Linked DNA regions of Mus musculus: region 1 is linked to region 2. Evidence: chromatin loops called from intact Hi-C (ENCODE). Cell type or tissue: gastrocnemius. All regions are shown on one strand. Each heading gives the region's core, and the rest is flanking DNA. Links, peaks and the distances in the headings are about the cores only.

The links. A loop is a pair of places that touch in the nucleus more often than their neighbours do. Peaks named below come from ENCODE experiments on the same cell type or tissue, not always from the same donor. Only the 100,000 strongest peaks of a DNase experiment are listed, where the experiment ranks them.
Region 1: a loop joins it to region 2, with 4 times the contacts of the local background. A loop is called at or near these places in 36 of 42 quality-filtered maps.

The regions. Positions count from the first base shown.
Region 1 is chr3:69,464,129-69,479,006 of GRCm38, forward strand. All of the region lies in intron 1 of Ppm1l (protein phosphatase 1 (formerly 2C)-like), which reads left to right. Among named protein-coding and RNA genes, the nearest start is that of Gm52607, 9.4 kb to the left of the region's middle. In gastrocnemius, for the core only: no CTCF peak of the experiment used is centred there; no DNase peak of the experiment used is centred there; H3K4me3 peaks cover 582 bases; H3K27ac peaks cover 469 bases.
Region 2 is chr3:69,253,253-69,268,130 of GRCm38, forward strand. It overlaps Gm40070 (a long non-coding RNA gene), which reads left to right and starts at 1,356. Exons shown (of 3, transcript XR_867357.1): 1 at 1,356-1,639; 2 at 3,916-4,054; 3 at 10,417-10,578. In gastrocnemius, for the core only: no CTCF peak of the experiment used is centred there; DNase peaks (open chromatin) are centred at 8,614 and 10,217; H3K27ac peaks cover 1,287 bases.

The DNA.
Region 1 (14,878 bases), core at 3,799-11,798, 210 kb after region 2:
TCACTGTAGTATGTGTCTAAGAATGTCAAAAAACAAAAGCAACAAAAGCTGATTGCTATTTAATCTTTCCTCCTGCGTAATTATGGTAGAGCCTGCAGGCATGCCATTAATTGATTCCAGCCATACTGACTGGGCAATCAGCAGACTAAACATGAGGGTGACTGAGTCAGAGATGGGATGAGGAAAAACTGGAGATTTTATTTTTATTTTTAAAGGTCTTTAGGTATGTGTGTGTTTGTCTGTCCGTCTGTCTGTCTATATGACTTTCATTGCAATCTTCAAAGTCTAGAGGTTTTTAAAAAGCTTTTTTTTAAAAAAAAACTTCCAATTCTAGTGACTTCTCTTTTACTTATAGCTAGGTAAATTTTTAAATTTTTACGTGTAAGCATGATTTGCCTGGGTGTTTGTCAGTGCACCGTGTGTGTGCAGTATCCAGAGAAGTTTAAAGAGGGTATCAGATCCTCTGGGATTGGATTTACAGACAGCTTTGAGCCACTGTGTGGGTGCTGGGGATCAAACCAGTACCCTTTACAAGAGCAGCATGTACTCTCAACCACTGGGCCATCCCTCCTGCCCCAAGTTTAATATTAATTTTAAGTTATCTCTGGTCTTATCTACAGAGATAATAAAGCATTTCAGCTATTTTTATAAATTTAATAAATCTCCATTCCCTTTTATTTAAATTGTCTGGTTTTAAATATCACTGGTTTGTAAATCATAATACATTCAGATCTAGTAAATAACAACAAGCATCATTTTTAAACTTATGCTTTAAATAACATAAAATGCCAGAAGTGAGTAGATTACTGAATGGGAAATTACTTTTTAAAAATGTTTGTCATATTTCAAAACTTTTTGAGCATCTAGGATATAAAAATACAAATCCATTTAAGGAAAGCAGTTGGTGTTTCTGTTAATTAAGACTTGTCATGACCAGGCAGTTTAGTCAGTTCTAGTCTTAGAGCTGCAAAGACCCAGAGCATGGCGAAGCACTGTCAGAGAAAGTTATCTAATACCATATAATTCAGAGCTATTTCTGCATATACGGAAGCTATTCATGACCAGAGATTTCCATGTGACATCAGGTAGAGTCTTAGCTCCCTAGATGGTTCTCATACAGCCTGTTTTATTGTGTCTTCTCAGTCTTCTATGACTTAAGTCTGTGGATTTACATTTTTCCACATTACAAAGTTCTGCTGTTTTAGGGTTTTTATTGCTGCAACGAAACATTGTGACCAAAAATCAAGCTGGGGAGGGAAAGGTTTGTTTGGCTGACACTTCTATATCACTGTCCTCACTGAAGGAAGTCAGGACAGGAAGTCAAAGAGGACAGGAACCTGGAGGCAGGAGGTGCTACAGAGGCCATGGAGGAGTGCTGTTTACTGAATTGCTCTTTGTGGCTTGGTCAGCCTGCTTTCTTATAGAACCCAGGACCACCAGCCCAGGGGCAGTACCACCCACAGTGAGCTGGGCCCTCCCATATCAATCAGTCATTAAGAAAATGCCAGACAGCTAGATCTTATGAAGGTATTTCCTCAACTGAGGCTCCTACCTTTCATTTGACTCTAGCTTGGATCAATTTGACATAAAACTAACCCGAACACCTGACTAATCACAAAAACCTTCATTATCCATTGAACTTTAACTTCTGGGGCCTAGCTTTTATCACTGAGTTCCCTCTAGGCCGAAAGGCTTTTGGAGCTAGGTGAGCTCTTATACTCCTCCATCTCCCCTGGGCTGTACAACCCCAACATTTACAATGATGTAAGTAAGCTTGGTCATGTTCGTGATTCCCACAGCAATGCAATCTAAAGGATTGGTGTATTTTTGGAATTGACAGCAAGCAGAATTATGTAATAGTATTTTTAGAACTATCCATATGTCAGGCACTGTGCAAGACAAAAGGAATGCAATTTTAGCCTTAAAAGACAGGAGTCCTCTCCTCAGAGAGCATCTGATAAAGCGAGGTTGAACGCAGCCCAGCAGTGAGATTTGGGGTTATGTACTTGGGTGCCTAACTATTGGGCTTGGTTTTTGTTGCCTAAACTCCTAATTCTACTCAGTTTCTTCTCTTCTAGATATTAATGCCACTCAAGGGTTGCTATAGATTTAACTTAGAGATGGTTGGTAGCAAGTTAAGTAGAGTTGGTGGTCTACTACATTCAGCCTATTGGAGTCTGGGATGATGCTTGGTTTGTTAAGATCACTCACTACTCTTGCAGAGGATCAGATTTGGTTCTTAGCACCCATACAAGCAGCTCCCTCCATCACCCTTCGTCTGGCCTCCACGGGCACTGGCACTGGGTGTGCATGGTGCACAAATTAAGATACAAGCAGAAGACCCCCCACACACATTAAAATAAAATTTATTCATTCATTAATTAGAAAGTAATCACACACAGGAAAGAAAAAGTTCACCTAAAAGCCATTTATTCATTCTGCGTCCACTGGATGCTTATTTTATAACTGAAGGTACTGTGCCTTCCAAGATTTCATGTACACATGAAATAACACTTGGTGGTGAGAGTTTGGCAGTTCCCTTAAAGTCAGCTGGGAAACTGATTCACAGTACAGAGGCCATTAGGATGGGTCCTTCCTGCTTACTTCCATTGAAGATAGTTTCTGAATGTTTTATTCTAAGCAGCCTTCCTTAAAGTCGTACTATATTTTGTGATTTTTTGGGGGGGCGGTGATTCAGAAGCTGTTCTAGTGAAGGGGTCTGGGTCGGGAAGTTCTAGTTCATTCAAGATGACTTAGGAAATGTGCCTGCCCTTAGTTTAGCGAGCTTTAGGTTATTAGGCAGTCTATGAGGTTGGGTTCTTAAATGGGCTCACACCAGTAATGCTTTGGAAATGGCCTTCCTCCTGCCCTACTGCTTCCACATCACCTCAGGTTGGAGAATACAGAGACAGTGCTAGAAAGCTAAGTAGTAAAGCGGTCAACTGGGAAAATGGCCGTTTCTCCTTCACCGCTCACTTTTAAATGCATGTGAGGCTGGCCACAAACTCAGGAACGTGGGACAGGATGGCATCTGATGACACCTTAGGGTGTCCACAGAGTCCTTTCTGTCACAATCCATGGAAGTGCATTGAGACGCCAAGTAGAAAGTCCTCTGAGTAGTTCCCTCCTGACATCTTCACACGGAGAACACAGATGGATCATACCACCTGGATGGCCTATGTGCCCACAACCCATGAAGAGAGCTACTGTGCAGAAGGGGCCCGAGGTTATCTGCAAGTGTCCTACTGAAAGTCTTCATTTCGAGCTTGTATTTTGTTTGTTTCTTACCCACTGGAATGATGAAAGACGTTTATTTTAGGAGGACCCACGTTCTTCAGAACTCGCACTTTGTTCCTACAGAGCTTGGCTGTAGGCTGTGAGGGAAACCAAGGAAAAATGACTTGAAGCCTGAAAATTTTGTAGACATCAAGTAACGTAATATTCTGGGGCGGTTCAGGAGCAGTGTGGGTAATGCTACATTTGATAAGGACATTAGAGCTTTTAGATGCTCTGGATCTCTTTCTAATGTGAAAATCTCAGGATGGAAAGGGAGTCTGGCCCAGAAAGGAGGTCATTCCTGTTTGAAGGCTCCAGATCAGGGAGAAGAAAGTGGAGCCAGCCAAATCTATCCTGATAATGGTGGGACAACTTCCAGATGTGGAAGTCACCCTAAACCTCCCATATTTTGCTAGAAAGACATATAATAGAGCTTATATAAACTGGCATGCTACAGAAATGCAGCGTCCTCAGGTTAGGTGGTATTTGGCAAGCGTGCTATTGCACAGCCTGCTCGAGTTTCTGACGTATATGCCTTCAGCTAAGCGCAACACACAGCAATTCATGCCAGGTGTGTTCTAGCAGGGTAATGTTGCCATGAGTTAACAGGTCAGCTGTGAGGTTTTTGCAAAGTGAGCCTAAAATATGAACTTATATGACTTATATGGGTGATAGGAAACATGTCACATTTAGACTTCCTTTTAGATCTCTTGTTCTGTCAGCTTTTTCCTGGCTTAAAGCCTCGTTGAGGAAGGGCTGTGGCTTCAGATTACCTAGCTGAGCAAAGTGACTGTTTGCTCCTGTTTGCTTCCATTCCCTTTCATAGCAGACTGCATCTGTGCAAACAGCTCGATGCGCAGGAAGGAGAAAAATCAAGAAGCCATCCCTGGTCATTGAGATCTGCTCTTAACAATTCTGAGTATGAAAACCACATGCTATTTCCAAATGAGAAGCAGTCATGGCCATTTTGTTTTGCAGTGGCTGCTCTGCAGGTCTGGTTTACCAGGCTTACTGAAAACCATTACTTAAAAGCACTACATTTGCATGTGTTAAGCCTGAACTCTGAATTCCAGTTCGTACTCACGCTGCGGGTGGGTGTTGGAAATGGGGATCCTGAAGTTTTCAAGTGATGAAATGATTCACTGGAGTCTGGCATACTGCTCTAAATTGATCCTTAACAGTAACGTTTGTAACCTGTCATTTCCATGCTGGCTGTAATGCGTTTAGGAAATGATTCTTTGCATGCACGTATTACTGCAAAAATAATCTGCCGTGACTGGAAGCAGAGGACCAAGTCCTTAACTTCATCATCTCAGGAAGTCCTCAGATCTGTGCCTTAATGAGATAAAAATGATGCTACCCTGTTTTTAGAGGACCCTGAGGTTTAGTTACACCAGCCAACTTCTGTAGTAACCTCAAATGTAATTATCAGTGAAAGAGAAGCAGGCACTTGAGAGGAGGAAATGACTTACACAGAGGTGTCTGCTCCTGGGTTGAACAGTTGTTTCCGGGGAGAGAAGACAGAACCCACTCAGACCGTCCACTGCCCTTTTCTGGGGAGGGGAGGGGGCTTAGAAACACATGTCCTGTATCAAGGACCTCTGAGGCAAGGCCTTGACTGAGAGTCTCGTCCACTGTCATATCTGGTCCTATTCTCTCATGCATCCTTGTTTCTTTTCTCTGCAGATGCATAACTCACACAGACACCCCCCCCCCCCATTGCTAGGGGTGTGAGAGGTAGGTCCAGTCAAGGAACTGCCACCAGATGTCATTCTGACCTTAAATGGGGTCATCATGATAGCAGTCTCTTGAGCCCCCCCCCCCCCCAACTTGCACAGCTTATTACAGATGTAGGGCCTGGGTTGGTGGAGGGAGTTCCTTAAGGCGGCAAAGCACTTATGCTTGTTTTCATTTCAGATATAATCCAAGGAGCTTGGTATAGCCCTATAAATAATCATAGATGCTCCCAGGATGCCTCATAGCACATAGTATGTCTGCAAATGAACCAAGAAATCAAGAACCATTAGGTATTCTACCTAAGGTCAGCGGTGTGCAAATAGACACTCTGACGGCTGACAAGGGGACCAGGGACTTTTTGCTGTATCTCTGCTTTGCCTGAAGCTCTGTGTACAAGGAACACCCCATGACTGAAAGCAAAGATAAGAGCCCCTAGCCTGTGCTACTTTAATACAGCAAGTTGGCAGAGACCCCTAATCAAAGCTGGGCTGTGTTATCTCTTCTATCCAGAAGCGCTCTCAAGGAAGTAATGTTGGGGAAGCAAAGGAATTTCTACTTGTGCCTTTGAAGTTGTATGGTCTGCTGTGGCTGGTGTTAAGTCGTGCTTTGAGGGGTTTAAAAGCAGGGAGCAGCCATAGAGTGAGAATATAAGGCAACTGTTTGTGTAGCTGTGTTCAAGGCCTAAATTTAGCTTCTGTAAGATATTTGTTAACCTCCTTTCTGTAAGGTACCCTCCATCTGCTGCCTGCTCCCTCCCCCCCCCCCCCCCCCCGCTTGCCACCAGCCTCCCTTCGTGGCTGTCTGACGTCCTTCTTTACATTGTAACTGTGGCTATGGTCCAATGCCAATGACTCTGCATGGCAAATTAGAGACAAACCTTTTGGCAGTGAAACCCTTACAAGCTATATGGTTTGTTTTTTATGCCAAAAAATATTTTGGGGTTTGTGGCATCTGTTATTTCTATCATGTATATGTTAGTGATTAGCATGTCTGTAAGAAAAGCTATTTGCCTGTCTCCCCCTATAGCCAGTCAAACGAAACCAGTCACTGATGGTCAGTTTTAATTGGGGATTATGTGAATTTATTATGCTAATTTCCTTTTTTGTAGGTTACCATGGGGATCAGGGGGTTTGTTCGGTTTAGGGCTCACAGACAAGGAGCAGTAGTGTAAGCGGAATGAGTGTCAGGCACGTACTAGATAGTAGTACCCAGTGAGGGCATATGGAACGGATTAAACAGGAGGATGGAGTGGCTCTTGTGAGGATCCAGCTCATGACCTGCTGTGCAGTCATCTAATCCATGTCCTCTCTGAGGACAGCAAATGAATTACATCCCTGACCCAGACAATCCTTTAAAAGAGAGATTCAGGGCCAAGGAGATGGTTGACCTGGTAAAGGTGCTGTCTGCCTAACCTCACAACCCGAGGCCCGACCCTGGAGCCCACATGGAGGAAGGGCTCCACAGCGTGTCCTCACCTCCATATGCATGCGCGCATACACTATGTAAATAGTATAAACTAGCAATTTAGAGCATTAGAAGTGGCACAGATTGCAGTTAGATAGATGATCAGGGCTCCAGGGCCAGAGACGCACTTCCAGTTTGTATGACTTTGGTTGTGTTACTTGCTTTTTATCCTCTGTGGTAGGACCATGGGTGTAGCCAGGCTCACTACTATTCTGCCCGACACCCTTCTTCACGTCAGACAACAGATCACTTACTCTCCTGAACGAAGGACTGGTGCACTGGCATCTCACCCCGTTGGGTAGAGCTTGGTTCAGGAGATATGACTAGATGAAGCAGGGCCAACTAGAGACTCTCTGTGGTGTTCCTTCAGACCAAACCTGACTGGTGTTGAGGACCTGAATCTGACTCTGAGAGGCTGGTCCTCATCGTCTTCTCCCGTTGTTGAAAAGGAAAGACATATAAAGGACAGTGACACTGTGTTTTGATGATTGTGACCTTTCCAAGATGGGAACTTAATCCCCAACATAGCAGTCCTAGGGACTTTAGGGGGTGATGTAGTCTTGAGGGCAGAGCCCTCACAAATGGGTTTAGTGAACTTCGAAGAGCTGAAGGCAAATAGCTAGGCCTCTTTTGTCCCTCTGTCATGGTTGCCTTGTGTGGATACCTACATAGCACCATAAGAGACAAGGCTTGATCTTGGAGCTTTCTTCTTCTGGAACTATAGGAAAGTGAATTTCTCTTTATATGTTACTTTGTCCTGACTAATTTTATGCCAACTGGTCCCATGCTAGAGTCATATGAAAGGAGGGAGCCTCTCTTGAGAAAAATGCCTCCATAAGCTCCACCAAAAGGGCATTTTCTTAACTAGTGATCATGTGGAGGGTCCAGCCCACTGTGGGTGGTGCCATCCCTGGAATAGTGGTTCAGGGTTCTATAAGAAAGCAGATTGAGCAAGCTGTGGGGAGCTAGTCAGTAAGCGGCACCCCTCCATGGGCTCTGCATCAGCTCCTACCTCTGGGTTCCTGTCCTGGCTTCCTTTGATAATTAACCGTGATGTAGAAGTGTGAGCTTTCCTTCCCAGCTTGCTTTTTACCGTGGTGTTCATCACAGCAGCAATAACCCTAACTAAGAGACTTTCTACGGCATTTTGTTATAGCAGCAGACAAACTACAACGGCAGCTCTGAGCCGAGATGCAAGGCCGATGGAGTCAGAGTTTCTCACTTCAGTCCAACCCAACACAGACCTAACTACTATTCTTAATGGGGTTTTCATTGTTTTTAACCCCAAATCCCCATTTAGGTTAAGGCAGTTTGTCGGGTTAAATGAGTTGGTTATTAAAAATAGTTTCTGCTGATCCAGAGCAAATAGAACTCATGGCTTCTCATCTGAGAGGGTCTTTATTTTTGTTTCCTGACATCTAATCAGAATATATTCAGTAGACTAAGTTTTTCTCCAGACTAAGTATTCATCTCCAGGATGAAAACTCAGGCAATCTCCATAAGATTAAGCAATATTCTTCACTGTAATAAAGTTAAATTGCAAATCTACCAAGGTTCATGAGGTAATCAAAGCTTGAGGCATGAAGTGAGATACCCTGCCTTCTCTTCCCCGAAGAAATAAGTTCTTTACCAGTTGAAATCCACTGTAAGTTTCTCCTTGGTAGCCAGGGTCTGGTCTGCCAGAGCCTGTGCTGAAAAAGTAAAGAGAAGAGAGAGGTTTCCAGAGGGGACACCAGGGAAGGGGATAACATTTGAAATGTAAAGAAAGAAAATATCTAATTTCTAGAGAGAGAGAGAGAGAGAGAGCTATTGAATATGCCAAACTTTCAAAAGGAGAAGAAAGGAGGAGGAGGAGGGGCGTGGCGTGGCATTGCTTTCTTCTGTGCTTCTGCTGTGGCTTCATGTCCTTAGTGCCCTTCATCACAGTGGAGCATGCGGTGAGAGCGCCTCTCATGCCTGCCTTCTTTGACTTGTAAGCAGCACACTTTGCTCATCCCATGGATTGTTGGCTGTTAGTCCCACAGAGACTCTGTGATGAGGTCTAGGCTGTCCCCTTGAGCAGCTTCTATGAGGCATCCAAACAGCTCCTTCCCTCTGGTGGCCTGCCTCTACCCACAGGACACCCTGTGGTCCTTGGCCAGATAATTCTGGGTGGGCAGGCCAGCCCAGCAGTCACCTCACCTCCAGCTCTCCTTCCGTTCTTGTTCTCTGGGCTTTTCTAGGACAGACTCAGACGTTCTTTCAGTGCAGGGCGTAGGATAGGCCTCTGTCCTTTTGAAGCCCCCCTCTCCTATCTTGCCTGTATCTCTCTCTCCCTTCTCCTGGATACCTGGGCAAAGAGATTATCCACAGCACACTGTGCGTCCAGGAATTCTAACTCCTGCACTCTCCCTTCATTACCATACTTTTGGCTTTTTGGCTTTGGTCAGGGCTTTTTACAGTCACATAGAGGATTGCCAAAATTTTTAGTTTTCAGATTTGCATTGGGTCTGGAACTTCAAGTTAGCATTTCATGACTGTATCCTGCTACCTCAGTTGAACTGCCAACATAACAGATCTTTGAAGAAGCACTCTGTAGAGCACTCTAGAAACAGCAGGGACTTAGGTCCCTCTGTTCTAGAGAGAGCAAGGCTAGGACACAAGGACCTGGTTAGAAAGAACAGAACATAAAAATGCCACTGCCGTTCACAGAGCAGAGATTGTAAGAGCTGGATGGAGGCTTACCCAGGTGCCTTGGCTCTGCATCTAGTTAATGCATTTTTTATTACTTAGTAAACCCAAATTATTAATGTTCAGCTTCTGATCTACACTTTTCTCCTAACTAAATATGTAAGTGGCAATAATTAAGACAGTAAGTACAATTATTTGAAATGAAAAAATGAGAGTTACCCCGGAGCGAGATCTGTACAGAGACGATTATGTCTGCACTCTTAAAGTTTCTACAGTTGTGGAACTGCACCACCTGCACAAACTGATTTACCATCTTATACCCAAAGAAATACTTTTCTTTACTCGAGAGTTGGAGGACTTGACTGAAGGTGGGAAAAGTGGCGAAGGGAAAGCAAGCTCCGTGTGTCACCGGGAGTCTAGGGGTATTGTTCCTCTATGTAGTTCAATAAGCAATTATCTGTTGCACACTAAGTCTGTGGGGCTGAACCTGAGAAACAGCTTGATCTGACACATGCCCAGTTCATAGTTGTGCTAAGAAGGAAGGAAAGGAACAGGACGGGAGGACAGTGCTTTTAAAAGGCAGTTTTGGTAGAAGAGTCACGATATGTTGATCCCACCATTTGTTTGCAGTTCACATATATCCCTAACTGGATGGTACTAGTTTATATGTAAATGAAATATCTCTGACACAGGGATTTTTCAGACAAGCCTACACTTCCCAAACCTTTCCTCCTTGAATTGGTATCTGACTCTCTCCTCAAGTGCAGCTCAAGATCTCTTTACAAGCTCTATGTTGGAAAACATGTCTGGTGATAAATTTCTAAATGCTGTTCTGGAAGTGGTCACCTCTGCCCTGTTAGAGCTTTCTGTTGTCACATCTCAAGAGCTCTTGAAGGGGAGTTATTTTTTGTTGTTGTTGGGGGGTGGGTGGGTGTTTTGTTTGTTTTCTTTTATTCTCTGCTCAGTTCTTTTGTTTGTTTCAAACCATGAGACAACAAAGGAAGGAAGATATAAGTGCGGTAGTCTGAATAAGAATGGCCCCCACAGGCTCATACATTTGAATGTTTAGGTTCCAGAGAACGATGCTATTTGAAAGGATTAGAAGGATTAGGGGGTGTGGCCTTGTTGGAGGAGGTGAGTCAGTAAGGGTGATCTTAAGGTTTCAAAAGCCCTGCCAAGCCAAATGTCTCTCTTGGTGGTTCTCAGCAGTCGCTCCAACACCACACATGCCACTCTTCTCCCCACTGTAATGACAATTACTAAACCTCTGAAACTGTAAGCAATCTGATGATTTTTTTTTTTATTTTTTTATAAGAGATGCTTTGGTCATGACTACTACACGAGCAAAAACCTTTCTGGCTAAGATAGTAGATAAATTGTCAGAATTTGCTTAGAATGTTTTCCCTAACAAATTATCCAAGGTGTTTTCCAGAAAGCAAGAAAATGAATCTTGTTGAAAGAGTGTTGTTATAAATATGAAATAACAGGTAGGCTGCACTGGGACAGGTTGGAAAAAGTGTATTTCCATTCGACAAGGAATGCTTGCTCTCTGTACCTGTTCAGCCATGATTTTTAGGTTTATTTTGATAAAAATGTTTCCTGGATTCTGCATGACACAAAAGCCATGCTGTTCCCCACCAGGAGTCAGTGTCTTTTCATGCCTTCATTTCCTTAGCTACAAGGTAAAGGTGCTGAGCATGCATCTCATTGATTTCTCAAGTATAATGAAGGAATAAATGAAATGTTATTATACAATCAAGGCTTTTATAAATCATAAAGACTTACATTTAATACATGATTTTTTTTCTTGTCATTTGCTTTTGAGTGTTGATATTTATGAGTAATCTTAGTCTGTCAAACTATTCTCCCTCAATACAGTATGTCTAGATCCAGACTCATATGTTACTGGTATATCTGGCTAGGTTGAGTGTGTGTGTGTGTATGTGTGTCCCCTCGAGCATGCACACATGTGTATTTACATATGTAGATTTACTTTGTGGTGGTGAGATTTGAACCCAGGACCTTGAACATTCTAGTCAGGCATTTTACCACCGAGCTACATCCCCAACCTAAGGTTAGGTGAAAGTTTTATGATGGGACTCACTAACACAGACATTCCAGGCTGTGTTTATATTAGGAAAACTCATCTCTTAGAGCAGGAGCCACCTAGGTTGAGTTTCTGCTCTGCCATTCACCACTGGATAATTGTTGGGAAATTAATTATTTGTTCTCCATCTCCTCCTCTGTGAAATAGTGTGAACATAGCAGAGCTCAATACCGCTTGCTGAATGATATGGTAAGCCTTTAAGTGCTGGTTCTCTTCACTTTGAAAGCAGACACAATGGAACCTAGAGTTTATTTTAGCAGGTTGTTTTCTTTATGGAAGAAACTCAGCTTCTGTTTAGCTTCTGCTGCGGTTGTGAAAGCACATCACATCTGTCTGCACTGATTCTAATAAACCATATTTTAAAGTGTTTTAATGGTTGTACCGAATACCAGCTTCTGCGGAGATTGAGGATAGCTGGTCTCTGATAGAAATAACGCAGGAAACTTTATTTTGTTCGTGCTGTTTGAAATTCTATAACCTGAGGAGACCATTCTTGATATGTATGTTGGACTTAGTTCTATTTGATCCTAGAAATGTTTTCAAATGGCTAACAGGATAAGGTCCGACAGAAAGCAAGGCAGTGGAAGTGCAGTTGAGGCAGAGGGAACAGGAACAGGTCTGTGTGTCCAGATGTCTGACAGTGATGGAGATGGCCCGGGTTGAAAGCCCCGCAGAGCGGGGAGGAGAGCTGGAGCTGCTCCTTCCTCGGCTGCCACCATTCCTCTCTCAGTGCTCTGTGTTGGTGGCACCATCTCCTCTGTGTTTGGAGGACCGAGAGGTCGGGTGCTTGGTTGGAAATGAGCCACAGCTGACCAGTTTTTACATTGTGCAGATACTCAGTGGATGGTCTTCCTGTCGCCTGGACAGCTTCTCCTGCCTTGGAAGCGCCTGCCATGTGTCACAGCTGCAGGTCTTTGCTTCTTGCCTGCAATGTCGTTTAACTTTCTCTGAATGGTCCCAAGCCAGGAGTGGCAGGAAAAAGACTGCAGACGATCTATATACAAAAGAATTTGCTGCATGACTTTTTTGTTTATGATTTGTAAATGGCCTAATTTCTTTTCGTAAGTGTGCCTCTTGAGGAATGTGTTTAATGGAAGCTTATGCTATTACGGATCCTTCAACCTAATCGTGTAATTACCATATGCCATCAATCCTGCTCCTACAGGGTCCGTCCTTTTTCCCTTTTAAAGCTGGAGTGCAATAAGAGCAAATGTTTTCTCCTTCAGCGCATTATTCACATGAAATGTGTGTTGACAAGTTAAGGATATGAAGAATGAGAAATCTAGATGATCATTTCTTAAAGTAGAACCCATTGATTTCCATTCTCTAGGAATGCCCCTGCTATTCTGGTATAAAGCTTGTTGCACTGTTCGTTTTTAGACTTACACTTTTAGTGTGGTAGGTTTTTTTGGTTTTTTGGGTTTTGTTTTGTGTTTTGTTTTTTGTTTTGTTTTTTGTTTTTTTGTTTTTGCCTGCCCTCTTCCCTGTGCCAGAGACTTTTTAAGGTAGTTTTTCTGCTGTGTCCAAAGCCAAAATCTTGGCACAGGGGAGGTTAACGCTTAAGTGGCTAATACAGGAGAAGTTTACATGTCCAGTCCTTTCCCCATTTCTTCTTCTCTGGGAGAAAAGGATGGTGGGCCGATTGTTCTTTTCTTGCTGCCAACATCATGTTATTAGAAATATAATTTCCAGTGGTTGTAGAAATCCTAAGACCACAAAAACTTAGAGGAGAAAACAAAATTACCCTGTGATTCCTCTAACCTGGAAAGCTCTGATCTTGGTGGCTCTGCCCAGCTCCGTGCATCCTCCCACCGTTCAGTGTGCTGTAGATATTTCCTGTCACTAAAACATCGCCTGCATCCTCCCTTATTCGTGGCTGGTGATGTGTTCCCTGCCATATGGATGCATGCATGCAAATAGAGACAGAATTAAAATGGAATTACCTTGAGTCAAAAGCCTCAATGCCCTGACCCCCCGAGGGCAAGTCAAAGCTGTATAGCCCCAGCACCAGAAGATCTGTATTTTGTCCTCCAAATGAGGAAGCTCCCAGGACCACACAGAGACTTGAAGAACCCTGCAAAGGGAATGCATGGCCTCTTTGTTTTCCCACAGTCCATCTCTCTGTCTAGATGTCTGAGGAAAGCCTTAGGGGAGCACTCTTAGCTCTTCTTGTTGCTCAAATGGAATACGAGAATTGATAGAGAAATTCCGTTTCCATTAGAGCCAAAGAGCGGATCGTCTGCAGGGACTGCTCGGCCCCTTTTAATGATAACAACCCCCGTGACGTTTATATCGGCCATCAGTTCCTCCTCTCTTTCTGCAGGATGGAGTTGAGATTCTGGTTCGTGTGGACTCTCCACTCTATTTTCCTCTTCTGTGAAGAGTGGGGTGACCACAACAGCCAAGGTAGACTTTCAAGAGGGTAGACACTGAGAGAGACAGGTGTGTATATGTGTGGTATATATATATATATATATATATATATATATATATATATATATATATATATGGGATGTGTGTGTGTGTGTGTGTGTGTGTTTGCAAACGAGCACACTCTCGCCTGCCTCCTTTGGTTTGGTTTGGTGTAATTTAAGAAGTAGCGATCCATGAGTGGTGAGGGCAGGAATGCCCCATCGCTGCAGAGACACCAGTAAATGAAAAGGCAGCACATGGCTAAACACTCAGCGAGCCCTGAAAACATAGAGGATTCAGCTGATTTGTCCTGGGGCACAAAGCTGCGCCTGTCAGGAGCCTTAGAAGAAAATGAGCCTCAGTGATGGGGTCCGAAGTACATCGAATCAAAGCTCATTGAGTCAGCCGGGTCATTTTCTCCTCTGTATTTAATTGCTGACTGCTCCATTGCTAGACCCATGTGTCAAATCTGCTCCTAAAGACTGTGTCTCCCTTTCATTGAAAGGGTCTTGGGTTTTGTACTGTGAAAAACAACAGAGAAACATTGTGACAGTTCTAAAGCTGGTCCAGGCAGCTGTTGTGTCCCTGGCTGCCATTGATCTCCAGCCTGCTTCCCATGTTGGTCAGGCCCTGCAGAACAAACCCACAAGAAACTTGGCATTGAGAAGAATCACCTGACACAAATCTGTGGCTTTGAAATGATTCTAATATGAGTGCTTTTCTCTGTTTGGGTTCCCCTAAGTTCCCATCTTCTATATTACAGTCAACAATATTGGGGGGGGCATTTTAATTGAATTTTTGCCATTATTTTAGTGGTCCAAAATTCATTAAACCTTAGGTATCAGGCTAATAACACATGGAAAAGTTAAGCAGTGTTTTTTTTAGATGTTCAGTGTTCCTTTATATCTGAAGTGTGTTTCAGTATCCATAGACTCATTTAACATAGTGGACGGAGGCCTGAGTAACTGTGCGAATTACTTAATGGTCTTATAACAGCAAAACACAAAATATGAAGCATTAAAAATAATTAAGGTAGCCGGGTGGTGGTGGCGCACGCCTTTAATCCCAGCACTTGGGAGGCAGAGACAGGCGGATTTCTGAGTTCGAGGCCAGCATGGTCTACAAAGTGAGTTCCAGGACAGCCAAGACTATACAGAGAAGCCCTGTCTCGAAAAACCCCCCAAAAAAATAAAAAATAAAAAATAAATAATT
Region 2 (14,878 bases), core at 4,483-12,482:
AAAGACTGTGTGATTGGTTGGAGGAGTCATTGCCCTGTGACTGTTTACCCATGATTCAGCACTTAATATCTGGCAGGAACACCAGGATATTGGTTCTGAGAGCTCTCTTGGATGACTCATTGACATGATAAAAGCCAAAATCACATAAAACGGAGTTTCCATAACTTCCTTGGCATGATATTGAGTTGGTTCTCGGCACAGAAAATATTAGAATACATTTACTATGCAAAGTCTAGGAACTTATACATTTGGTTCTCGAGAGGGCCAGAACTCTCTGCCTGAAGGCCAGGCAGTGGCATTTACTTGAAAAGCATGATGACCACTCTTCTCTGACAGACAGTTCTGTCAGCTCCCCGAAACCCGTGAGACTTCCGGTCGGTCGTAAGGTAGGGCTCTGTGATGTCAGCTAGAATTGCTAAGATTCTAGAATGGCGAAGCCAAGCAGGAAGGGATCACTTAAGCACGGAAAGCAAAGCCGGCAGTTTCCCAGGTTGCTGATTAAGATCACCACCCCTCCTACCACAGTGATTGTACGGACCCTAAGCGCACGGGTGTGTCTCGGTGTGAGGGGGCAGGCATCCACCTAAAGCTTTGTTTGATTTTATAGCATCAGCTTCATTTTTTTTTTCTTTTTGAAATGACACCTGCTGGGCTAGAAACTCTACTCAGTGGATAAGAGCATGTAGTGTTCTTACAGAGGTCCCAGGTTTGGTTCCCAGCACCCACGTAGGGTTCAAAGCTGCCTGAAACTCCCACTTCAGGGAATCCAATCTCTGCTCAGACATCTGTAGAGACATGCACAGTTCTCCTTCCACCCCCACACATATACTTAAAATAATAAAAGTCTTTAATCTGACACAAGCCAAATTTCAAAAAGATTTATTTATTTTTATCTTATGTGTAAGTATTTCGCCTGCATGTACATTTTACCCGCACTGTATAGACGTCTAGTGCCCACAACGGCCAAAAGGGAACACTGGCTCCCCTGGATCTAGAGTTAGAGACAGCTGCGAGCCACCATATGGGTTGTTTTTGACCCAGACTCAAACTTTTCACAGAGCAAAAGCCATGATCTTTTTCTTTCCTGAATGATAACTTTGGTATTTTTCACAATTTAAAGTTTCTAGTGTGAGAATTGTATCTTCCTGAACTGCATGGCTAAATGAACATATTCTCTCTCTCTCTCTCTCTCTCTCTCTCTCTCTCTCTCTCTCTCTCTCTCTCCTCTCTCCTCTCTCCTCTCCCTCCCTCTGCCCCTCTCCCCCTCCTCTCCCCCTCCCCCTCCTCCTCTCCCCCACTCCCTCCCCCTCTTCGTCTCCCTGTCATTAAATAGAACCTTGAACTTGTGTGGGGAAGGATATTAGAACACAAGGGTTCAGACTGCCGTTTGGTGGGGTTTGGCTTTTACATTTCTTCTAGTTTTAGACCCAGCTTATGGTATTATGAGCACAGCAGACAGCTGCATCTCGACCATGGTACTGTGTTTAGAACAAGACACTGAGCCATCCTTTGGAAGGTGGTTTTTACAATGTGACCCAGCTGCTTAATGGATGATAGCCGAGCTTTGAGGAAAACACTCCATTGCTCCTTCGCTGTGCGGTCCAGACGAGGCATTATGATTCTCTCATCCGTGGCTTAGGTGAGCCTCAGCGATTGTTGGCTGGCTTTCTATCACATGGCTGCTTTTCTCTGAGTGTGAATCATTGTTGGATTTTATCCAGAGAGAGAAAGAAGCCTAACTCCTTCTGTTTGCCATAGCTCACCTTTGTTTTCTGTCCCTGTAAGGAAATCTCTACCTTTTCTTTAAATGTAACTTATTTTTTTCCTTGAGAGATTTTCCATAGCCTAACTCAGGAATGCCTCTTTCCACACTACACTGTCACATAACAACCTGTTTCGTGGATGCACTTGCTCCCCTGCATGTGCTCTGATAGGGCCTCGTGGTGGTGAAGTTGGGTGTCTAGATTCATTAAATATAATCTCTATCTCAAAAAGCTAAAAGAAAGGTTTCTTCTTTTGGTGGTGTTGTTTCTTTTCTTCCTCTCCTCTTCCTCCTCTTCTCCTCCTCCTCCTCCTTTTTCTTCTTCTCTTAACCAGAAAGCAATGGTTAGTAGCCAGGCAGTGTGGCTCATGCTTTTGATCCCAGTACTGGGAGGCAGAAACAGCTGGCGTGGGAGGGGGGAGGGGGGAGGGAGAGAGAGAGAGGGGGAGGGGGAGAGGGAGAGAGGGGGAGAAGGGGAGAGGGGGAGAGGGGGAGAGGGAGAGGTTTGAGGTAATAGATATGCTTAAACTGATATTAAAAATATAATACACTGATAAGTAGAAATATCATATAGTACCCTGACATAGGTACAGTATTATGTTAGATATCAGTTAAAAGTAACCTAGCTTGAGTATGTAAGACATGGTCCTGTCCTTTGTGGGTTCATGCTACCATTCATATCTTCACACGGGTGTCACTCATTTCCTTAGTTATCATGCCATAATTCCCGCATGAATCATTAGTACATGCTGCAGACCTCACACGCTCCATGCATGCTCAACACATGTTCATTTGCTCACTCTTACCCGCGTTCTCGCGACCGGCCAGGAAGAACGCAACAAACTGGAATCTTCTGCGGCAAAAGCTTTATTGCTTACATCTTCAGGAGCCAGAGAGCAAGAGTGCAAGAGAGAGCAAGAAAGCAAGAAAAAGAACAAGAACAAGAAAGCAAGAGCAAGAGAGAGAAAAAGAACAAGAACAAGAAAGCAAGAGTGCAAGAGTGCAAGAGCCAGAGCAAGAGCAAGAGCGAGAAAAAACAAGAGCAAGAAAAAGAACAAGAACAAGAAAGCAAGAGCAAGAGAGAGAAAAAGAACAAGAACAAGAAAGCAAGAGAGAGAATGGCAAAACCCCGTCCCTTTTAAGGAGAATTATCCTCCGCCTAGGACGTATTACTCCCTGATTGGCTGCAGCCCATCGGCCCAGTTGTCATCACGGGAAAGGCAGAACACATGGCGGGAAAACTGCCCCTGCACGTGTGCAGATTATGTTTACCACTTAGAACACAGCTGTCAGCGCCATCTTATAATGGCAAATGTGAGGGCGGCTCCCAACAGCTCACTATTGATGGAATCGTTGAACTCAACCATTCATTATGTGGGCTTCATATGCTCAACAGTTAATTAATTGTTTTCATATCAACCAGAAAAAGAGAAATCAACCTCACAAATAAAGATGCTTCAGATTGGAGCTTGGGGAGATGACTCAGGCGCCTGCTGTGTAAGACAATCGGGTTCAGATTCCCTGCATTCAGACACCTGGATGTACCCGAGGCAAGCAGAGGCAGAGACAAATGGATTCCTGGAGCACAGGGGCAGAGGAGTCTAGATGAATTGATGCTCTTCAGCTTCAGTGATAGACCTAGTCGAAAAAACAATAGATAGATAGATAAAAAGATAGATAGATAGATAGATAGAGAGACAGACAGACAAACAGACAAACAAACAAGTGTTCGGCAGAGAGGACAGAGGCAGTGTGCACTGCATAGCCTTCTAGACACACAGGGAAGAAAGATGTTGGAGAATGCAACCAGACAGGCAAGATGAAGGCCCTCCTGGCCTCCTCTGAGGGGCTGAGGCTAGTCATCACTGCCTGTTCCCTTCTCTTTCCTGCTACTGAGAAAGAATAAGAAAGAGTGAACAGGAAATCTTGTCAGGAAACAATCTCACTAGAAAGCCACACCGTATGGAGTTAGCCTGACTCCTCATGAACCTTTGGGTTACGAACTTCTGTGTAAAGCTCTTGCGTTCCTCTACTAACCCCACCACAGAATGATGCTGTCTTTTGTGGCAATATTCTAACAATGTATTTTGTCTGAATGACTACACTAAGTACTGGAGAACACAGACCTTATCTACCTATCTTGTTTTCTACAGGACAATGATCTGTAGCTAAATCAGAGGATGTGCTAAAGAAGCAACAGGACTTTAAACTTCTTTCACTATTCCACAAGGGGGCAGCAGTTACCGTAGCCTATGTTTCTTATGCCTGGCGTTCAGAGGAACTGCATTAAAGGTCTTATGAATAAAATGTATTCTATTTTTAAAATTATTAAATTAAAAGCAGAACAATGCATTGATGCAAAACAAGAGAAAGTAAACTGAAATTTATTATTACTAATATATATGTATATATGAGTACATATAACATGAATATATACATGTTAGTATATATAAGTATATTAGTATTATTATGTACTAACTAGTATATACTAACATGTTATATACTAATAATATATGCTTATATATAAGTATATCAGTATAAATATAACATCACATACATGCATATGTTGTAGAATATATTATTTAATTAGCATATATTATATATAGTGTGTAGAATATATGTATAACATGTAATATACTATATATTTATGTATTTTATATACACATTTATATATTCTATGTACTATATACTAATTATATTATAATGATATTTATATTTATATATATTATAAATTAGTAATATACAATACATAGGCATGTAGATGTGAAACTCCATATTTTACTTTAGAAAAAATGTTATTAAATTTATGACAAGAATGAAATGTGCTTTCTGTGTAAATGGTCCATGCAAAAATCAGTTATATCTGTCTGATATCTGATTACCCCCAAATCATTGTGTTGAGCTCTTCTTGTACCCTTGACCCGATTTCTTTCTCTTTGTTCACTACCTTTTGAGCCTGAGATCTCACCTACCCCAGGTTAGCCTTGAATTTATGTAGCCAAGGCAGGTCTTGAGTCTCTGATCCTCCCACCTCTACCACCTGAATGCTGGGATTACTGCTATACCTGGCTTCTGGTCCTTCCCTCCCTCCCTTCCTTCCTTCCTTCCTTCCTTCCTTCCTTCCTTCCTTCCTTCCTTCCTTCCTTCCTCCCTTCCTCCCTTCCTTCCTTCCTTCCTTCTTTCCTTCCTCCCTCCCTCCCTCCCTCCCTCCCTCCCTCCCTTCCTTCCTTCCTTCCTTCCTTCCTTCCTCTCTCCCTCTCTCTTTCTCTTTCCCTCTCTTTCTCTCCTCCTTCTATTTTTTTTCGCTGTTTTTTCCCCCTTTATGAAATAGGGGGTCACTACATATAGGCAAGTTTGGAACCATGACTCTTCTTGCTTCATCTTACCAACTAGTGGGATTATAGTATGTGCTATCATGTCCAGCATGGGAGTAGTGTGTGTGTGTGTGTGTTTGTGTGTGTGTGTGTGTGATATAGAGACAGAAACAGGGTGTCCAAGTTAGGGTTACTATTGCTGTGATGAAATACCATGACCAAAGGAACTTAGGGAGGAAAGGGTTTATTTGACTTCCACTTCCACTTGAAGGAAGTCAGAGCAGAAACTTGAACAAGGCAGGAACCTGGAGACAGGAGGGCAGAGCCCATGGGAATGTGCTGCTTACTGGCTTACTATTTGTTTTGGTTTGTTATTTTGGTTTTCTGAAACAGAATTCCCCGTGTAACAGCTCTGGCTATCCTAGAACTCACTTTGTAGACCAGGTTGGCCTCAAACTCAGCGAGCCACATGCCTCTGCCTTCCAAGTGCTGGGGTTAAGGCACGCACCACCACTCCTGGATAGACTGCTTTTTTTTAGAATTCAGAACTAATTGCCCAGGGTTGGCCCCATTTACAATGGGCTGCCCACCTCCGCTTCCCGCCCCTATCAATTATTAGTTAAGAAATGCTCTACAGGTTTGCCTATAGCCCAATCTTATAGAAACATTTTCTCAACTGTGGCTCTCTAGTCTCTGATGACTCTAGCTTGTGTCAAGTTGACATAAATCTAGCCAGCACACAGGATCTCTCTATGTAGTCCTGGCTAGTTTAGAACTCAATATGTAGACAAAGCTGACCTCAAACTCACAGCCATCTGCCTGCCTCCTCCTCCTGATTGCTGGGACTAAAGGCACAACCACACCTGGCCTTGCTTCGATTTTGGCTTTTCTACCTTTTTTTGCCCTGCAGCAAAGGATGGGAAGCATTGTCCCCAAACTTATCAGCAATTCTGGATTGAATATAATCTTAAGCCCTGTAATTTGAGGCAAAGCTACATTTAAAAGATCAAGGGAAAGAATGCTAGAGAGGTTTTATAATGGAGACATCACCACGGAAGTGAGACAAGCACTCATTATAGCCCAGATTGGACTTGAACTTGAGAGCCTCCTGCCTCTTGAATGCCCCTGGGTAACAGGCATGAAAGACAAGAACAGGGTAAGAAAAAAGGGCAGGACCAGAAGCAGGCATACAATTGCTTTGGCACACACTGCTTTGCAGTGGGGCCACCTGCAAGTGGTTACCTGCTCAGAATCTTCCAGGCTTTTCTGAGCTCCTGAAGGGGAGCTTGAATTCACCAAACACCTACCATCTTCCAGGGATAATATTAAAACATACATATCATACCACTTGAGCTTTACAAGAGTTGATGTCAAAGACTCAAAAGGTCAAAGACATGACTCATCTATAAAAATAGAATGAACAGTGTCAAAAAATGCCCTGGGCTTAGTAAATGAAGGCAGTCATAAGACTGCAAAGTTAGCACCCAGGAACATTTGAAAATCAAGAGCTTATATACTTTACCAGGAAAGAGATTCTGAAAGTGTCCTTCAGATAATACAATTATAATTTGTTTTTTTCTCTACTGGACAGAGGTCTACAAATTAACATGTAACTTCAAGATGGGGCCCTGATCTAATATCAAAAAGTAGAATTAAGGTCAGGTGTGGTATATATTTTAATCTCAGCAGTAATGAGGCAAAAGCAGTCAGGTATCGTGAGTTCAAGGCCAGCCAGAGCTACATAGTGAGACCTGTTTCCAAAAACAAAACAAAAACAAAAACAAAACAAAGGTGCATTCTTCTAGGAAGTCAAGTCAAATAACCCTCAAATAACGACCTAGTAGGACATCAGGAGGATATAATTTTTTTTGTTCAATTTCCCAGCCCTTCTCAGTAGACAGAGAAACCATTGGGGCAGTGGCTGGCTATGCCTGTCATTTTGGTCATCATGACAAGCACAGAATATACACCATGCAGCAATAGGTACCCAGCCCGCAGCTAAGAAACACTAGTTCAGCTGAGCTAGGTTTTCAGGAATGTTGGTGTCGGGTTAGTGGCAGGCTTCCTAGATCTCTCCACATTCCAAGGGAAGTTATATTGTTTCCTAGGAATGACACAGTACATTATAACAAGCTAAGTGTCTTCACAGAAATTCACTTTTGTATAGTTCTGTGTTTAGAGATGTAAGATCAAGGTATTTATTGGTAGTGCATGCTCCTCTGAAGGCTCCAGAGATCTCCTTGTCTGGCTTCTTGTCATTCTGGAGTTTTCCTTTCTTACCTTGGCATCTCATCTCCTCTCACTCCATGCATCTTTCCTCCATGTTGTTTGTCTCTGTCCCTTCTTAGGAACATTCCCGTGACTAGATGTAGCACCACATTGTTTTAACTTACATTACACTATTTCCAAATAAGGCCACACTCACAGTGCCGGGAACAGAAGAGGAAATACCTTTATGGAAGGCTGTTGCAGGATTTTCCCTGTCCAATCACAACATTAGGGCAGTGGGAAGCCTGTGATTGGACAGGAATAAGGGAGGCGGAGCTAAGAGTTGCAGGGGCAGAGAGCCTCTCAGGGGGGAGAGGGAGAGAGAGAGGAGGAGGAAAATGGAGGCCTATGTAAACTAGCGTGGCATGAACCAAAAGGTTAGAATATTGGGATAATTTGTCTAATCTAGATGGGCAGCTTTTATCATTATCAGTTGGTTTTGTAATTATTGCATTGGCATCTTGTTTATTGAGAATTTATTGATATATAAGTCTGATTGGTTAAATATAAGCATTGAGTCTTAATTTTACAAGGTTACTAGGTATTGTGCTATCAAACTATGAGGCTGGTGGATCTATGGGACAGAGCTGGAGGAACCCTGCTGAAACCCCACTGGGACATAGTGTTGTGGCCCTCCAGTGCTGGTACCAGAGTGGGAACGTGGCCCAGTGGGGTCGGAGAGTTGGCGGGTTGAGAGAAGCAGGAGTACAGAGAGTTGACAGGTTCTTTTTTAATATTTCCCGAAACAGAGGACAGAATCTAGCCTTTGCCCTTGCAGGTTTTAGAGCTGTACTGGCTGGTTTTGTGTGTCAACTTAAGACAAGCCGAGTTATCACAGAGAAAGGAGCCTCCCTTGAGCAAATTCCTTCATGAGATTCAGCCGCAAGGCAATCTCTCAATTAGTAATCAAGGGGGCACGGCCCAGCCCATTGTGGGTGGTGCCATCCCTGGACTGGTAGTCCTGGGTTCTATAAGAAAGCAAGCTGAGCAAGCCAGTAAGTAACATCTCTCTATGGCCTCTGCATCAGCTCCTGCCTCTAGGTTCCTGCCCTGTGTAAGTTCCTGTCCTGTCCTGTCCTGTCCTGTCCTGTCCTGTCCTGTCCTGTCCTGACTTCCTTTGGTGATGAACAGCAATATGGAAGAGTAAGCTAAATGAACCCTTTCCTCCCTGTGGAAACTAAAAGGGGTGTAGGGGAAGAGGGGGAGGGGAGGATAGCTCACGTCTGGCCAGAGTTCCTCCTATGCTCTGGGCAGGTGGAAGCGGGAGGGCTGCCAGACGCTTTCTACTTGGCCTGGGTGGGCATCTAAGCCACTGACCCCACTCGATGGGGGGTGGACAAGGGGCAGCCCCCAAAACCAAGGGGCCCCCGGGCGACACCCTGTAGCCCCGGGGTTACAGGAGAGAGGGCTTAGGGAGAGAGGTTCCCACGCTGACGAGAGTAAGCGCAGCAGCTGGCCTTGACTGGAACCATTGGGAGATTAGAAATGGCTCATTAGAGGAAAGCCTATCCATCGTCCAAGTGCAGTGGGCCTTGATGAATATAGACAGTCTATGGTTTTAGAGCTTTATTGTAGAAAGGCAGGGAGAAAGAAGAGAAGGTAAAAGAGAGAGAGACCAGTCATGGCCAAGAGGAGAGAAAGGGGAAAGAGAAAGAGAGAAGGAAGGCTAGAGAGTAAGAGGGAGAGTGAGGGAGAGAGGAGAAGAGAGAGGAGAATAAGAGGAGTAAGAGTAAGAGCAAGAGCAAGAGAGCGAGGTGGGGCCAAACAGCCCCTCTTATGGTATGGGTTATCTTTACTGTTGCTAGGTAACTGGGGAGGAGTTTAGCCTGAATGTCAGAAGTTTGGGACATTGCCTAAGTGACTGCTAGCCATGCTTCTCCTGTGGGGGCTGAGGGGGAGGTAACTTTGATAGGAGCTAGGGTTCCAGGAGACATGAGAGAACTCCTTCTGTCCCATGTAGGTGAATTATCACCACCAGGTCCTGGGGCTCAAACCTCAGCTCGACTGAAGACCAGACTGTCTTTGCATAGCCCAATACCCCACACCTCCCCAACTTGCTTCTTGGCCATGATGTTTTGTGCAGGAATACAAATCCTGACTAAGACAGGAGCCTTAAGGTTTTTGCTGTTGTTATTTTGTTTTACATTTATGTAGTGTGTGTGTGTGTGTGTGTGTGTGTGTGTGTGTGTGTGTGTGTAAGTCAGAGGACAACTTGCAGGAGTTGGTTCTCTCTGTCCACAAGATGAGTTCTGAGGCTCCAGTGCAGGCTACCAGGTTTGGTGGTGACAATCCTTATGCACTGAGCCATCCCCATGGCTCGTGCTGGAGTATTGAGCACAGATTCCTTTAAATTATTCAGTCAGATGATTCTCCCACCCTCTTCCCCCTCTCACCTTTCCTCCATCCCTCCCCCCTTCCCCTCTTTCTCAGACAGGGTCATGCTTCATAGCTTAGCCCAGCTTTCAACTTAATTATACCTCAAACACCTGGGGGCTATCAATGCAGGTCCACACACTTGGCTTAAAAATCAGTTTCTTTTCTTCATTTTGTCCAGAGTGGGGACCCTATAGAGTTCCTCCTGCATGTTAGGAAGGTGCTGTTGGATGGAGCCCTATTCCAGCCCTCCCCCAGTCTTGCCTGCATGCTTCTGTTCACAGGGTGCCTGGGGTGGGGGTGGGGAATCTCTTCTTAGCAAGACAACCTTCAGAAGCTGATCTCAGCTATTTTGCCCCGTTTTATCTCTGGTTCGTATAGCAAATCCCTTTCAAGGTCCCTGAGATACGGTCCCCGACTTTGCCCAGGTTCCGGTAAGCAGGACCTTATCTCTTGTAGTCACTTCTAAGGTTTTGGTATCTTTCCAGGAGACCAGTTTTTCTGGGATCCAGGCCAGCCTCTGCTTCTGCCAGGGTACGCAGGAGCCGTCAGGGCCAGGTGAGTGATGAATGTTAGTCAGGGATCCCTAGAGCAGCAGAATTTATAGAGTGCATCTCTCTATATAGAGAAAGGAGATTCATTAGAATGACTGACAGGCTCTGGTCCAGCAAGCCTAACAATGGCTTCTGTGTACCGAAGGTCCAAGCATCCCATAGTTGTTGAGCCTATGAGGTTGGATGTCTCAGCTGATCTTCGGACTATGTCAGAATCCTGAAGAAGATGACTCTAATACCAGCGAAGGGATGGACGCGCTGGCAGAACAGCAAGCAGGCAAGGAGCAAGAGCTTCCTTCTTCCAAGTCCTTCCATAGGCGTCCCATAGGAGGCACAGCCCAGATTAGAGGTGGGGTTTCCCAGCTCCAAAGATCTGGATTAAAGGTGTGTCTTCCTACTTCAAAGATCCAGACTCGAAATAAATCTTCGCATTTCAAACTAAGCAAAAAAAATCTCCCCTACTTTTGGGTTCTAGTTAATTCTAGATGTGGTCAAGTTGACAAGCAAGAATAGCCATCACTGTAAGGTACCAGACAAGAGTGAGGGAACAGATGCCCTAGTCTGATGGGAAGTGAGAAAAGTGGTCCAGAAGAGCTGTTCTTTCTCGTGGTTGGTCTGGCACTTATAAACTATGGCAAATGAATTCCTAATGCAGGTCAGAATCAGTGACTTACACAGCCCATTAAAGTGTGAGGGGGGTGGGGCTGGGGGGAGGGGCTGTCTTCAGCACTTGGTGGTGGGGAAAGCAGTTAGTTGTCTTTAAGATTCTTTCAACAATGCCGCACACCTTTAATCCCAGCACTTGGCAGGCAGATTTTTGAGTTTGAGGCCAGCCTGGTCTACAAAGTGAGTGCCAGGACAGCCAGGGCTACACAGAGAAACCCTGTCTCAAAAAAACCAAAACCAAAACCAAAACCAAAACCAAAACCAAAAACAAAAACAAACCCATTCTTTCAACGAAACCTTCTGTAACCAACTGAACACTGCTGACTGCTGGAAACAAATCAGTTTTGATTTTTTTTTTCTATGAACAAATATGTTTCCTTTAAGAGATTTCAAAGAATGTGAGCACAATATCAAGTGTTTGGTGACTGGTCAGCAACAGCTCACAGAGTGTGACTTTTCCAAATGCATTTCTAAAAGTTGTGGATCCACTATCACATTTAAAGACTTAGCACTTCAAGTTGTTCACCATAAATTTAGATAATTGTAAAGATAATGTTTTTTTTAAATACTGTTGTTTTATATTTTATAACATTGTTGTATTTTAACTAATACCTCTTGATATATTGGACTCTCTTCAAATGCCTTTTTTTCTCCCAAAACTCATATTTCCAGCTAATTCTTCCATATAATTACATTGTAATAGTAATTTTTGCTGTTTATTCTGTCTTGCTTCTCTGCAAGAAACAAAATTGATAGATTATTTCTCCACTTGCAAGATGAGCCAATTCAAGCAAGATTAGAATATATTAAACTGTGGGCTTATCCGGAAACTGCTTTCAGGCAGGTGAGTTCACTGGCTGTAGCAGAGAGAAGGTGAAGGAGAAGGAAAAAGGGAGGGGGGGGGAGAGGAGGGAGGGAGAAAGAAAGAGAGAGCACAAAAAATGTCTGGATTATATAGGGAGGAGCCCCTAGGGGAAGAGCAGCCTAGACCTCGGACTGGAAAGTTCAGGGCAGGGTACACCTGGGAGGGACTGAGAGATGTTGAGAGCCTGGAGGCCAGGCCTGCTTTTGAAAGACCTCCGGAGGGAGACCTTCACTCAAGTCTCAGGATAATAGCAGACCCCCAAGAACTCACGAGAGACCAAGCTTGATGCAAACCACATGAGGCTTTATTCAGGGAAAGCCAGAGTTCTGGGGACAACTCGTATCCCATGCAGGGGTAGAGGAGTCGACCCAGAGGGGAAAGTGGTCCCAGTTTTTATAGGTCCTCAGGGGGGAAAAGGAGAAGGAGGGAGTAGGGGATTTCCAGATCTTGATTTCTCAAGAAATGGGTATGGGAGGGAAGAGTCTAATGCAGGTGCAGTAACTCTGGATTGGCTCCAGCTGTGGTTGCTGTTTTTCTGACTCTATCTTAGCAACCAATATCACAAACACCTGGCAGTGAGGTGCAGCAGTGAGCACACACCTGGGTTCAAGGAATGGTCAGAACATTGGCAGACACACAGGTTCAAGGAGCGGCCAGAGCATTGTGCACCTCTACTTTTCTAAATCAGTGAAGCTACTTCTACTAACAGTGGAATCTATTTTGCCAATTTCAGGGCTTCTGTGACCTTTTACATTCTGTCAGGATCTTTCACTTTGATAGGTTAAAATATGCACCTCAGTCCCTTGTCCAGGGTCTGTAAACCAAACAGAAATTAATCAAAATTTTATATTGTGTTTTTTAGCCAGGTGGTGGTGCACACCTTTAATCCCAGTACTTGGGAGGCAGAGGCAGGCAGATCTCTGAATTCAAGGTCAGCCTGGTCTACAGAGTAAATTCCAGAACAACCAGGACTACACCAAGAAATCTTGTCTTAAAAAAACTAAAAACATAATCTCTCTCTCTCTCTCTCTCTCTCTCTCTCTCTCTCTCTGTGTGTGTGTGTGTGTGTGTGTGTGTGTGTGTGTGTGTGTGTACATGCATGAATGGAGATCAGAAGACTAATGTAGGAGTTGGTTCTTTCCCTCAACCATGTGGGTCTCATGGAGAAAATTCAGGTCGAGTTTGGAGGCAATCACCAAGGATCCAGCCCACTTATGTTTGAGCCATTGTTTCCCATTGGATCTGGAAGTCACTGCTTTGCTAGACTGTCTGCCCAGGAAGCTGTAGGGTTTGCCCTGTCTCTTCCAATCTCTCAGCGCTGTGGTCATTAGTACACACCATCTTGAGTGATTGGGAATTAAACTTAGATCCAAATGCTTGCAGACCAAGCCTTTTTACTGACTGAAATATTTCCCCTGCCTAAACTTTTTCCTTAGATGAACATAAAAACATAGAGAAAGGAGACATCACAGTTTATTCTACAGAAAATACAATCATCAATGGAGACTTACACACATGCACTGGTAAGCTAGAAGAAATAGGCAGATTCTAGAACACATACAAGACTGAATCATGGAGAAACAGGATTCAAACTGAACAACAGTTAGTAGCAAAATCAAAGCAGTCTCCTAGCCAGGAAGAGCAAAGGCCACAAGGTCTCACTGCTAAATTCTACCAAATATTTAAAAGAGTGATACAATTCTCTTCAAATTTTTCATAAAAATTGAAAAGGAGGGAATTCTTCTACACTCAAATCTCCAAACCAATCAATACAGAAAAAAAAATTTCCCAGTATTGTTGATGAATAAACATGCAAAAATCCTCATCAGAGTACTGACTACGATGGCACAAAACATAACCCACTGTCGTTATTGTCCACAAGATTCACCCCATCGATACAGAGGCGTTTGGCTGTGCAGAACAATACTGTGATGAGCCACATAGGCACAAGGATGGACAGAGTTGTATGGTCATATCAGATGCACACAGGAGGAGCATTGGCAAAATTCAGCAACCTGCACTTTAAAATGGAATAAATTAGGTATAATATAGTTTTGTCAAAGCATGATAAAAACCATATCTAATGAGCCCGCTGCTAACATCATATTGAGTGGAGAGAAGATGAAAGATTTCTCTTTAAGAGACGGAATATGGAGGGTATGGATTTCTATGACTTTTATTTATTATTTCCTGCAGTTAGACAGGAGAAGGAAATAAAATCTCTCCGAATTGGAAAGTCAAATTGTTGCTGTTTTTACAGGATATGACCTCTTACCTAGAGAGCCCTGAATAATCCACAGAAGAATCATTAGAACGAGTAAGTTTGACAAAGTTATGGGATGTAAAAGCAAGCAAGATGTAGCAGTGCACGCCTATCAAAGGTCAAAGCAGGAGGATGTAGTGGTTTAAAGCCACCCTAGATTCTATAGTGAGATCCATGTACTTTGGCAACAGATACAAAATTGGAAGAAAAAAAAAGCAACATACTAAATCTGTAACATTGGTTGTAGGTAGTCAAAAGTAGACTACCTACAAAAGAAAACAAGAAAGTGGTTATATTTATAAGCGCTATGAAGGGGCTTCAGAGATGGCTCAGTTGTTACGAATGTTTGCTTCTCTCTCAGAGGATTGGAGTTCAGTTTCTAGCACCTACATTAGGCAGCTCAAAACCACCTGAAACTCCAGCTCCAGGGGATTGAGTGCTGCCTTCAAGCCTCTGTGGACACACACACACACAAACACACACACACACACACATACACACACACACACACACACACAAATAAAAGTTCAAAATTTTCTCTAGTCTGATTTTAAAAGTAAAAAGTAAATTTAAATAAACATGTCTTTAAAAGATATGCACATATGGTCAGCAAGTGCATGAAAGATACCTGCAACCACTAAGCACTAATGAAATGCAAACCACAGCCACAGTGAGACATTGCCTCATCCCGTTTGGAGTGACTGGTACCGAAGACCAAAGATAGCAAGTTCTGGCGAGGATGGTGAGGAGCGAGACACACACTACTTGTGGGTGGAATTAGAGCCATCATTATGGAAAAGACTCCTCTATGAG